Regions from separate parts of the Homo sapiens genome. Here region 2 is linked to region 1. Evidence: read pairs that join two places in POLR2A ChIA-PET (ENCODE). Cell type or tissue: PC-9. All regions are shown on one strand. Links, peaks and the distances in the headings refer to the core of each region. The heading gives the core; the rest is flanking DNA.

Region 1 (6,176 bases), core at 842-4,841:
TAATAACTGTAACAATAAAGAGTGAACACTCCATTTCATAAAAACTGAACTTTCATGTTTTCATTAAATGAGGGTTCTAATAAAAGACTTAAGATGTAAGTGAGAAATCCTTACTAACTGCATGTTAGAAACACAAAACATCTGGCTAAGTTTACCAGGTGTTATCAGATAGTAAAATATCAGGAATAAAAGAAATAATATGTGAAAATATTTCATGTTACCTAGAAATGACCAAAGAATGGAGTGGACATGAAGACAAGAATGTTTCTGATATTCTTTATCAAAAGTAGGGCACATGATGAAAATTTAAAGATTCTGGGCATAGCAACACCATTATTAACAGGTAAATAACTACCACGTATTGAGAACTTACTAGGTACTATGTAATGGAATACATTACTCTTATAATGTTTCAAAGAATCCTATGAGGTCACTATCATAATTATCTTCATTTGACAAATCTGAAAACTGAAGGCTCAGAGCAGTAAGGTGGCCACCAGATCCATATGCACTAGTAAATCAGTGGTGGATTAGCTATGTCTCATTCTGCAAGTCACCTGCTTTTCCTAACAGTCAGCTACCTACCACTAACAGAGACCAGAAACCTGAGACCCATAGCTCCTTAGCTATCTTTGCCAGGGCTAAGCCTCAGCGAGACTTAATAAGCATACGAATATAACTGGGTAATCAGAACAAAAGGAAAAATGAATTATTACCTATCTCATCTGTTATCAGAGGCAGTGACAATGGCAGAAAGCTTCAAAACAAAATCACACAGCAGTCAGCTCCGGTTGGGCAGGTGTTGCTGGAGAGAAATGAATTACACGGCAAGGCCCGTGTGATGGAAGGGTGCACAACACTCTGCCTCCTCACTTCGCTGCAGATCTTCCTCCTCGCTTTCTATTCTCTGTGCTGGCCCACCTCAATCTTATCTTGCAGTTTTTAGGGCTAGTGCTACAAGAAAAGGCCTGAGACGTGAAAGATGTGGAACTGACCACAAAGCACAGAACCTGTGCAGAGGGGCCTGAGCCGATGTGTCATGTGTCCCACCCTGCACCTTCTGGGGTCTCCTGCTGGAGATCAGCCCGGGTGGAGCAGCCCACTTTTTTTTTTCTTTGTAACCTTTAACAGAAAACGAGCAGCAAAATGAGCAAATTAAAACAAGCAGGATATTTGACTATAACTAAAGCTATAAAGGTGAACTAGATAGCTTTACTCTTCATCGGGAAAATCATCAAACACTCTGTAAAAGGACAGCATTAGAAGATTTTGTTATTTAACGAACTAGTCAACAACTGTTTCATATTAAGAAAGTGGAATGAGCCATTCTTCTTAGCATAGCAAAGAAACTCTAACTTACTGGAAACAAATTATATTATAAAACATATCCAACATCCAGTCAGTTTTTCAAAACTCTAAGACATATCTCAAGAAAAACAAAACAAAACCAAACGATCTTTCCCTCCCATCCCAAACAAAAGTAAAATCAAGGCATACCATAAAACAACTAAAATCTCTATCTAAACCAGCAAGAAAAACTACCCACAACATATAAAATGAATGTATTCACCAACAACTATTGCTTCTTTAGGTTCAGTTGGGTAATTTATAAAAATCATCCAATATTTGTAAAAGGTTCACTGTATAGTATTAATAGAATATCAGTTAAAATAACATTGGCCAAAGCTGTCATAATAAAATGTTGGGGGATAACTTCACAAAATTGGCCACCTGTAGACTTCCTAGTTACTGAATTTGCACATAAACTTAATGTAGTCAGTTATATTAAACTGAATATAAACTTAAGCTGCAAGTTTAATAAACATGTTTTAACAAATTTTTTAGTTTTCATATTTCAAAACATTTTAAGGCACAGCTAGAGGTAAGATACATTTGAAATTCATATAAATGTTGACACTTTTTCCTTCCCATCCACATCTCCCAACTAGCTTCCTACAGGCACTGTTAAGTATGTTGGTAAGGAAGGTCAGTGACTTCCTTTCACTCCGCTTACCAGTGTCCTGAGGGTTCTAAACCCACAATGGCAGGTTCCAGAGGGGGCAATCCCTGTCCTGTATCCTGTTCCAGGAGAATGTGTGAAGGGAAGTTCTAGACATGACGAGTATTAATTACTGCTCTCCTAGCAAGAACCATCAAAGTATTGTCACTGTACAAAATATGGTTTATGGCAACAATGGATTTACCAAGGTGCACCTCTGAAAAATTATTTGAGATGCAGAGGTTAAAGGTTAAAAGTAAGCCATACTGTCAGTATTTTAAATGAAAAATTCTTTAAACACTGAAAACAAAATATGCATTGATTACAAATTTAAAATGTATATTGCAGATTTCTCTATTTAGCTAGCTCACAACTAATTCCTAGACACCCTCTTTGAACTCAATCAGAGCAACAACAATTAGTTGAATAACCAGAGAGGGAAGGGATGAGAGGTGGGGAGGAAAAAAGCAACGAGAGAGGAAGTGACACAGTTGCATGGCACAAGCATGAAGAGCAGGGCTGGGAGCACACACAAGAGATTTCAAGTGTGGGCCCAGCAGGTGGGAACTGGAACCACGGCCCACCCCAGGAGCCCCGTGGGGAAGCATGGCCTACCCCAGGCACAGAGTTGGCAAATGGGCAGAACTGTGAAAAGTATGAGACTATTACACCCTCTTCCCATGAGAAGACAAAGGGGTGCAATGGCAGCCAATGAAAAGTTTTAAAATCAGAACGCTTTTTGAGAAACAAGGCCCCACTTCTCAGCAGGGAGTCCCACAGAAGACAGCCATTTTGGTTTTTATCTGATAAGAGGAAAGCTGGAGAAAGAAGAAAAATATCAAAATCACCTAATCACTAATCACCCCCAACAATTAAGCAAGGGTTGAGTAAAAAGTAAAGCAAAAGTGAAAATAAATGAAACAAGATCAGTGGGACCAAGATGACTGAGTAGGAAGTGCCTGAGTGAGAAGTCTATGAAGCATCAATGACTGGAGCTGACATCTGCTGATAGAAGCAAACGGGTGCCAAGTGACTTATGGGCATTATCTCATTCAATCCTTCCACCTACCCCAGGATGTAGGGACTATCATCTTCCTCCACACAGATGAGAAAACGGAGGCCTAAGGTAGGGCCTGGAGCCAGGATGCAAGCCTGGGGAGCCTGCTCTGGCCCTCTCCTCCCCTGTGTTCTAGAGGGAGTGCACCTTTGACCCCTGCGCTGTCCCTAAAAACACTCATGGACTGTGCCCATCCTTCTTGTCTAAAGCTGGCAAGATGTGACGGGGATGGGGACAGGAGCAGGGCCCATAAACACCAGAGACCTACTGTCCTAAAATGCCAGACCCCTGTCCTGAGCTGGGAAACCATATTAAGCAAAGGGTGTGTCTCACAGGAAACAGATATGAGCAGATTCGGTGGAGGCAGCCTGGGAAAAGATATTTACAAAGCTGAATCATGGCCTCCCGCCCTGCTGGGTGATTCCTGCCTCCTCTCCTCCCATTCTCTCAGACAAAGAGGAAAAGCAAAAGAAACACCACAACAATTCTGAGCCCTCAACCAGAATCAACCCAAAGCTCACTCGCTGTGTAAAAGAAGAAGAATACTGACAGAGGTTCATGCTAAAAAAACAAACAAACAAAAAACCACGTGGAAGATTAACAAAAGACATGGCATAGTTACTGGACAAGACAGGCCAGCCTCCCCACTCCTCAAAGCAAACCAAACCAAACAAGCCCCCTACTGAGGACAGCAAAGGCACACACATGGCATCCTAAAGACACCGTCTTTTATTTAAGAAAGCCTAACTAATAACTGAAGAAAAGTTCCCAGAAGTGCTTACTATGAAATAATTTAGAGATGACATAAAATCAATATATGAGACTCAAAGAGGCGATGGCAAATGAACACGCTGAAATGAAAAACAAGATTGCAGAGCAACTGAAACACTGAGGACCAAAATAACATAAATACAGAACTAATAAATGAATTAGAAATAGCATGCTAGAAGGAATAAGGCTAAAGTCAGAAATCACGCCAAAGGCAAAACACTTGTTTAAAGGTGGTATATGCACACAATGAAGTTAGAAGCTAAGCAAATAAACGTTAAGAGAATAGGCATAAAGGATAAATGACTATTTAACAAGGAAAACTGCTGTTTCTAAAGCACAAAATCCAAGAGTTAGGAATAGAAGACAAGTCTATGGCTGAAAAGCCACATGATGAGGATGGCAAAACAGCAGGCTGGAAAGTCTGGTAGTCCCCATCATGCCTAAGCAGCGGAGCCATGCCAGCAGCGGAGCCATGCCAGCAATGCCTTCCCAGACTTCTTATAAAAAGATACCCAAGGCCTTGTTAAGCCACAGTCAGCTGAGTCTTCTGTTACCTGCCTCCTTTCCCCGACAATCCTTCAGCCTACTCACACTCAATTCCCTTCCATACAGCCTCCTCCCACTGCTGCAACAGCTCAGCCACATTCTTTGCAGTGAAGCCTTCTTTCCTCTCTCACTGCACATGGCTGGCAAACTCTCCTCCGTACACTGCATCACCCTTTTAACCTTTTCTGAGTCTACATCCGGACAGAGAAACACTGCTGCAGAGACCCATCAACTTCAACCGATAGTGCTACTCTGCAAGAGGGTAAGGGGGGCAGCTAACTCTCACTCCCCATAAAGGTGGTTGCCACAGCACCATTCCCCTTCCCTGCCTCGCCCCTCAGTCAGTCACACTCTTATGCAGATCATCTCTCCTGTCTCTCCCACTCCCACTGGTCCATTTTTCTCACTCTCACAGCTGCACGCCTACAGTACCTCAATTCCCAGCCTCTCCATCTCCTTGGATCACATCTTGTCCTGCCCCCTCCCTCCTCCCTGACACATGGGGCTCTGGCACAAGGAATCTATTCTCCAATTTAAAACAAATCCCATTGTGTCCTCCAGGGCCAAAATCCTTCAGCCACCAAACTGTTAGTATTCTCTCTGAATTAGTGACCAATAATGCTAGCATTGGTGAAAGTTCCCAGTGTTCTACATCCTTGCCAACATTTACTAGTCTTTAATTTTAGTCATTCTATAGGTGTTCAGTATTGTCTCATCGTGGTTTTAATTTGTATTTCCCTAAAGACTACTGATGTAGAGCATCTTTTTATGTGCATATTTGCCATACTTACATTTTCTTTAGTGAAGTGTCTGCTTAAATATCTTGACCATGTTTTAACTAAGTTGCTTTGTTTTCTTACTATTGAGTTTAGAGAATTCTCTACAAATTTTGGATACAAGTCCTTTATCAAAAATATGATTTACACATATCTTCTTCTATTCTGGAGCTCGTACTTCCATTCTCTTAACAGTGTCCTGACAAAAGACATTCTTAACTTCAGTAAGTCCAGTATTTCTATTTTTTTCTCATGTGGATCATGTTCTTGGTGTCTCATCTAAGAAACCTTAGATTTCTAACCCAAAATGAGAAAGATATTTTTCCCTGAACTTTGTTCTAAGCACTTCTGTTTTTAGGTTTTACATTTTAAGTCTGTGATCCATTTTTATCAATTTTTACATATTGTGAGAACTATGGATTGAAGTTCATTCTTTTGCATACGGACAACCAATAGTTGAAAAGCCTGTTCTTTCCTTGATTAACTGCCTTTGCATGAGGCTTTATTTTTCAATGTTCAACTCTGTATTATGTGTTATTTTTGTCTCTAAGGAGTCTACCAAAAACATCTCAAGATAAAGGACATAACTTTTTCCTAAAAATGCCTACAACTATTAGAAATATAAGGAAGAAAAATATGGGCATAAGTTCCTAACAATATTGGATTTTAGACAAAGAAAGCACAACCTAAAAGGAGTGATACAAAGGAAGCCTGTGGGAAGCGGGAGTGCCCCCAGGGGTAGTGGGAATATGGTCTAGATTACATATATGAGCTCTGGGGTGGGACACGGAAATTTAAATAACTAGTACGTAAATCTTAAGCTTATAATACCAGTTTTTGTCCTCACTGTTTCATATCAAAATGCACTTATATATGTACAGTAAGTCCTCACATAACATTGTTGGTTCCTGGAAACTGGGACTTCAAGCGAAACAACATGTAACAAAACCATTTCCCCTCACAACAACATTATAAAGGAACAAGGATGAACAAAAGGATGTGATTTCAGGAGCCGCTGTACATCATT
Region 2 (5,407 bases), core at 372-4,371, 930 kb after region 1:
GGCCTGAGGCTGGATGCGGGCAGTGAAGACGAGCCCCCCACGTGATGACTGCTACAACTCCTCCAGCCTCCCGATGACATCTCAGTAATCAGGGTGGAGGATAGCTCCAAGGGCGAGCAGCGCCGCTCCAAGAAGATCTGGCTGGTACTCATCAACCTGGACAAATTGGAGATCCCCCAGCCCAATTTGGAGGTGCCTGGCACCGACTGCCTGCTCAGCAAGGAGCATCTGCACAGCATCTATGAGAGCAGCCTGTCCATTGGCAACTTCGCCTTGCACCTGCTGGTGCCCCTGTTCCCCAAGCTCTTCACCCATGAGAACCTGCACAAGCAGTACAGCTCCAGCGGTTCCCTGGGCAAGAAGCAGCTGGACCTGTCCTGCATCAAGCTCATTCGCCAGTATGTGTGTCTGCTCTACCTCCATGCCAAAAACGACCGCTTCTGGACCCTGGAGTTCATGGGCAACCTGCGCCGGGACACGAGCAGAGGCGCTCCTACCAGCAGCAGTGCAAGGTCCACGTGCTGGCCCCCAGTGCAGAGACATGAGGAGCTATGCAATCAACCCTGAGAGGTTTGAGGAGGAGTTTGAGGGTCCCCCGCTGCCCCCAAGAGGAGCAGGAAGGACTTTTGCAAGATCCCCTTGGACAAGGTGGTGGTCCCTCGCCCAGCTTCCCGGTGCCCTCTCCCTACCTGCTGTCCGACAAGGAGGTGCGCGAGATCATGCAGCAGAGCCTCTCCGTGGGCAACTTGGCTGCAGGGCTCCTCCACTGCCAAGAACCTCCCGCTGCAGTACAATCATTCCCGGGCTTGCAACAAGAAGCAGCTGGACCCTACGCAGCTGTGGCTCATCTGCAGACTTTTTAGTACACTTTTAGTGTGCTCACTTTTAGTACCTTTTAGTTCCCTTTTTTTGGTTGAAAGTGAGACATGATACACTGGGCAAAAGGAACAGAGGTAAAGAGGTCTTTTGTGTAAGGCTCTTGTGTTTATCTGGCTGGTAGTTAGACTGTCTTCACTGTTTGGTGTTGCTGTAGGTGTCAGAGGCAAAATGTACTCAGGTGTCCTTGTTAGTATCTCCCCGCTTGTCTTTGAGTTTCCCTAGAGACTCCTTCTTAAATAAGTGCTGAGACAGTCAATTCCTTCCATTATAATTCCCTTATTATACAAAAGTCCTACTGATGTGGTGAGGAGGCACTTATGTGGGAGAGGAAATGTTCGATAATCCTGTAATTAGGTTCCAGGCACAGTGCACAGTGAGCCTATGCTCCTAGGCTGTGACCTGCACATGTGCTTCTCAGTAGCCCGTGTCCCTGGTGGGACAGGAAGGCACAGGGAACTGGAGTTTGACACTTCTCTTTCCGCAACTCAGTTAGACTCTGATAAAACCCCAATACATTAGGCTCTGGTAAAAATATTTTCTGTTAAGGATAGGTTTTTGCAAAGTAGAACTAATGTTCTGCTTTTATTTCAAAATGGTTACTTTTCCCATCGTCCTGCCAAAATCAGGAGGGGGTTTTTCTCTGATCTACACCCTGAGAATCTGGTAAGGCTACTGAAGGTAAAACTCCTGAAAGTTGGGGCTCTCCTAAGACTGGACATGGAGTTTTTAACTGTCAAGCTCATCCACATTGAACCCTCAGCACTTTGTCAATTACAGTTTAGGTTTTTCTACCCTGGGATTGGCTCCAATAGCCAGCTTTTACATCTGAGCTTCCCTTCAGATTAACCGTGATTCTCTGTATCTGCCTGTCTCCAGTTTTGAGGGTAGTAATCTGCCCTGTGACCTCAATTCTCTGACAGATCTAAGAAGAGTTGTTGACTTTCAGTTTGTTCAGCTTTTTTTTTTCTTGTTTTGAGAATGGGAGTGATGACTTCCAAGCTTCTTATACTCCAGACTGGAAACTGGAAGTCTTTAATTGATCTTGGTTCATTTCATTTCACTCCCATAGCTTGTCTGGGGATGACTTTGGCAACAAAAGCAGCAGCCCATGCCCGTGCACCATCTGGGAGAACAGGGGGGCCCTGATGATGACTCTAGGGCCCTCCATGCCCTACTCGTCTCTCTCTTCAGGAGTGGATATCTGAGGCTCACTTTGGGGACAGGTCAGAGTAAGCCTCCCTCAGGTGTCTGAGGCTTGGATAAAAGGCATCTTGGGTGCAGTCTGTGGGTGTGGAAAGAACAGTGATTGAGCTCTCTCAAGAGAGATCTCAGTTTGAATTTCTGTTCCACTACATACTACCTATGATATCTTTAAAAAGCCACTCAACCCTGGCCGGGTGTGGTGGCTCACGCCTGTATTCCCAGCACTTTGGGAGGCTGAGGCGGGTGGATCACGAGGTCAGGAGAGTGAGACCATCCTGGCTAACATGGTGAAACCCCGTCTCTACTAAAAATTTAAAAAATTAGCTGGGCATGGTGGCGGGTGCCTGTAGTCCCAGCTACTCGGGAGAATGAGGCGGGAGAATGAGGCAGTAGAACGGTGTGAATCCGGGAGGTGGAGTTTGCGATGAGCGGAGATTGCGCCACTGCACTCCAGCCTGGGCGACAGAGCGAGACTCCATCTAAAAAAAAAAAAAACCTACTCAACCCTAATAGGCTGCAGTTTATCTTTAAAAATAAACTAAACCAGGATAAGGATACTGAGCACTTACATTGGTTTCAAGAAACAGGGAAACTAACTGTGCAGGAACTGAGATTTGTTTGATCTGTCGCGTGGACTAGGTATGTATCCCCACCCTTTGGTTTAGAGGCCTGAGAGCATCCAGGAGGACAGGAAATCACCTAACCCCTGGCATAAGGTGTATAACAGGCAGGCCCTCAGGACACAGCCAGCCTGTGGCTGCCACAAAGGAGAATAGTGGCTCTGGGGACAGTGGAGTGGCTAATACTCTAAACAGAACTGCCCAAGCTCCCCTGACCTTCTGGAGAACATGCGTGGAGCACATGCTGTCTTGGTAACTCACTGACCTCTCAGAGTCCTGAGCAGCCCTGCTCTGAGACCCCATAACTGAGCTTACCACCAGGGGAGGGAACACTTTCTGTGGAGACCGCTGAGCTCTAAGGCTGGACACTAGTAGTGGACATATTACTAGGCATGGCAGTACCTCAGTGGTGGAGCTCTGGTCAGAGGCAGGGACTGCTGGAAATACCCCTACAGGAGTGGATACTGGGAAGACACTTTCTTCAGGCCTCACAATATTATTTTGGGGTGAGAATTCCTGCATGAGTAGTAGAGGGTTTAAGCCAGTGAGGTCCTAGTGTTGACATGCATGTGAGTCTATCTGTGCCCCTTGCCTGTGAGGGTACAGGAAATGTGGCCAATACCAAGACTGGGGACAATGTGCACTGAAACTTTTGGATGGCGCCTTGTCCATACAGACATGTGCTAAATGGGAGCTCTCCCGTTTTCCCGTGGTCTCTGAAGGCTGGGGGTAGGCTGTGCTGAGAGGCCTCTAGGAGTCCTGCTGGCTGCACAGGGCTGTGTCCAGCAGGCTTGCAGGAAGGATGGCCCAGAACACTATTTTGAGGCTTATTGCTGGGGCACTAAATCCTGCATCAGCTAAGTAGATAAGGTAATACCAGGCTCTACCAGCTGGAGGAGTACAGACTTCTTGGGGCAGGGTTGGCCAAGGGCCTTAGACAGGAGGGAGCATGTTTATGCAGGATTGGGGGCTTTGGAGATGGGCAGTGGGTCAAGTGCCTGCAGACTTGGGGAAAGCAGGGCCTACGGGGACAGGTGAGGAGGGGCAGGAATTGTCCCTAGGCGCAGAGCTCTGAGCATGGCTGACCTAAACCTCGGCTTTTGGCTTGGCATCAGGACCCTCCTCCATCTGCTTCTGTCAGTCTTTCCCAGACCCTCATGTTTTGAAAGCACTCTAGCTGCAGGCTGGAACCCTCTTCTCATGGCTGGGATCCTGTTCCCCAGTCCTGCTCAATTACTTTGTGCACCAGCCACTTCCCTTTTTCCGTCTCCACTGGGAGTCGAACCTCCCTCCTCCACGCCCCAGGAGCGCTGTTCCTGTACTTCAGAGAAGCCCTTGCTCCCTGACACTGTGGACACCAGGTGTAGTTTCAGCTCCTCTGAAGGCCTGGGTGCTTCCTGTGGCAGGAGCAACGTTGAGTGCAGACTGACCCCACTCCCTCCCAGCTGGCGGCCTCAGCTCCCTCAGCACCCCTAGTGTCCCCCCTACCCCTGCTTTCCTCCTAGGAGCCCACAGTTGAGATTCTTTGTGTGAGGTCCCAGGTTCCTGCCCTGGGAGTCAGACAATGAATCCTATGGAAAGGGCAAGCACTAAGGAGCAGGAGGGGCCTTGGAGGGCCGTGCGGGGTGGAGGAGGAGCAGATGACTCTTTTGTTGGGTTTGGTTTTGTGTTGCCAAGCTTGGTTTGGGGAATGGCAGTTGATAGGCAGAAAAGCCAGGATTAGGAACCATTTAGAGGGACAGTGGGCTAGGGAGAGGGAGGGTCAAGCATGGACACCTAGGCCGAGCAGAGAGAAGGGGTCGAGGGGCTCTGCGGTCATCACAGGGTCTGCCATGGGGCCCTGAGGGTAAGTGGCAGCAGGAGCCAGGTCTGTGGCAGCACAAGGGCTGCGCAGGGCCCAGGCAGGCCAGCAGCCCTCAGAGGCTTGGGTGGAGAGCAGGTGTGAGGAGCCAGCGCGGGGTCAGAAAGAGGAGTGAGCCTCATGATTTTGTCAATCCAGTTGATGAAGTAGGTGACCCTGGTGAAGATGCTGGGGTAGGCAGGATGCCGGCAGTCCAGGCCCCAGCTGGCCAGCCCCACCAGGACCCAGGCACTGGGGAGGTAGCAGACTAGAGGCCCCCCAGAATCGCCCTGAGAACAAAGAAAGAGGAGTTAGCTTTGGGGGATGAGTGTGTCTGAGACACCAGGTGGCAAGGTCGGACGTTCTGCGCCTCTGCTCTCTGAGTCAGGGTCCCGCTGCAGACCCACCAGATGGAAATCTCCAGGCATCAAGCTCCTGAGCTGACCCTCAGAGTGGACAATCATAGATCTGAATCTACCAACACGTGAACCCACCCTCTGCCCTCTACACCCAGGACAACACACTGCTTGAAGCCTAGAGGGGACAGCTGTATGTACAGGGCCTGAGAGGCGCTGGGCCTGCTAGCAAAGCACAGCCAGCTGAAACCTCTGTGCAGAGCGCAGCTCTTGTGAACCCTAAGCTGCAGCAGAACATCCCCTCTGGGCGCCCCGTCCTTTTTTGTTCATTTAGGCCTTTGGTTTTCTCTCAACTTTTTGGTAAAGTATCTTTAGAAAGTGCCCATGCCCAGGCCCTGTGGAGACAGCCCACATCACTAGGGAAGCAGGCAGGGGTCTCCAGAAAGTTGCTTGGAGTTACTGGAGTCCTGAAATGCTGTCAGGGTGGGATCATGCAGTTGAAAGCCCCC

The links. ChIA-PET counts read pairs that join two places held together with the same protein. Peaks named below come from ENCODE experiments on the same cell type or tissue, not always from the same donor. Only the 100,000 strongest peaks of a DNase experiment are listed, where the experiment ranks them.
Region 2: POLR2A ChIA-PET joins it to region 1 with 5 read pairs; 2 of 35 experiments call an interaction of 5 or more read pairs at or near these places.

What each region holds. Positions count from the first base shown.
Region 1 is chr9:91,242,643-91,248,818 of GRCh38, forward strand. All of the region lies in intron 6 of AUH (AU RNA binding methylglutaconyl-CoA hydratase), which reads right to left. Among named protein-coding and RNA genes, the nearest start is that of LINC02937, 82 kb to the left of the region's middle. In PC-9, for the core only: no CTCF peak of the experiment used is centred there; no DNase peak of the experiment used is centred there; H3K27ac peaks cover 890 bases.
Region 2 is chr9:92,172,643-92,178,049 of GRCh38, forward strand. It overlaps the pseudogene BEND3P2 and the pseudogene PRSS47P. Among named protein-coding and RNA genes, the nearest start is that of LINC00475, 34 kb to the left of the region's middle. RefSeq lists a silencer at 839-938. In PC-9, for the core only: CTCF peaks have their summits at 3,608 and 3,812; no DNase peak of the experiment used is centred there; H3K27me3 peaks cover 1,578 bases.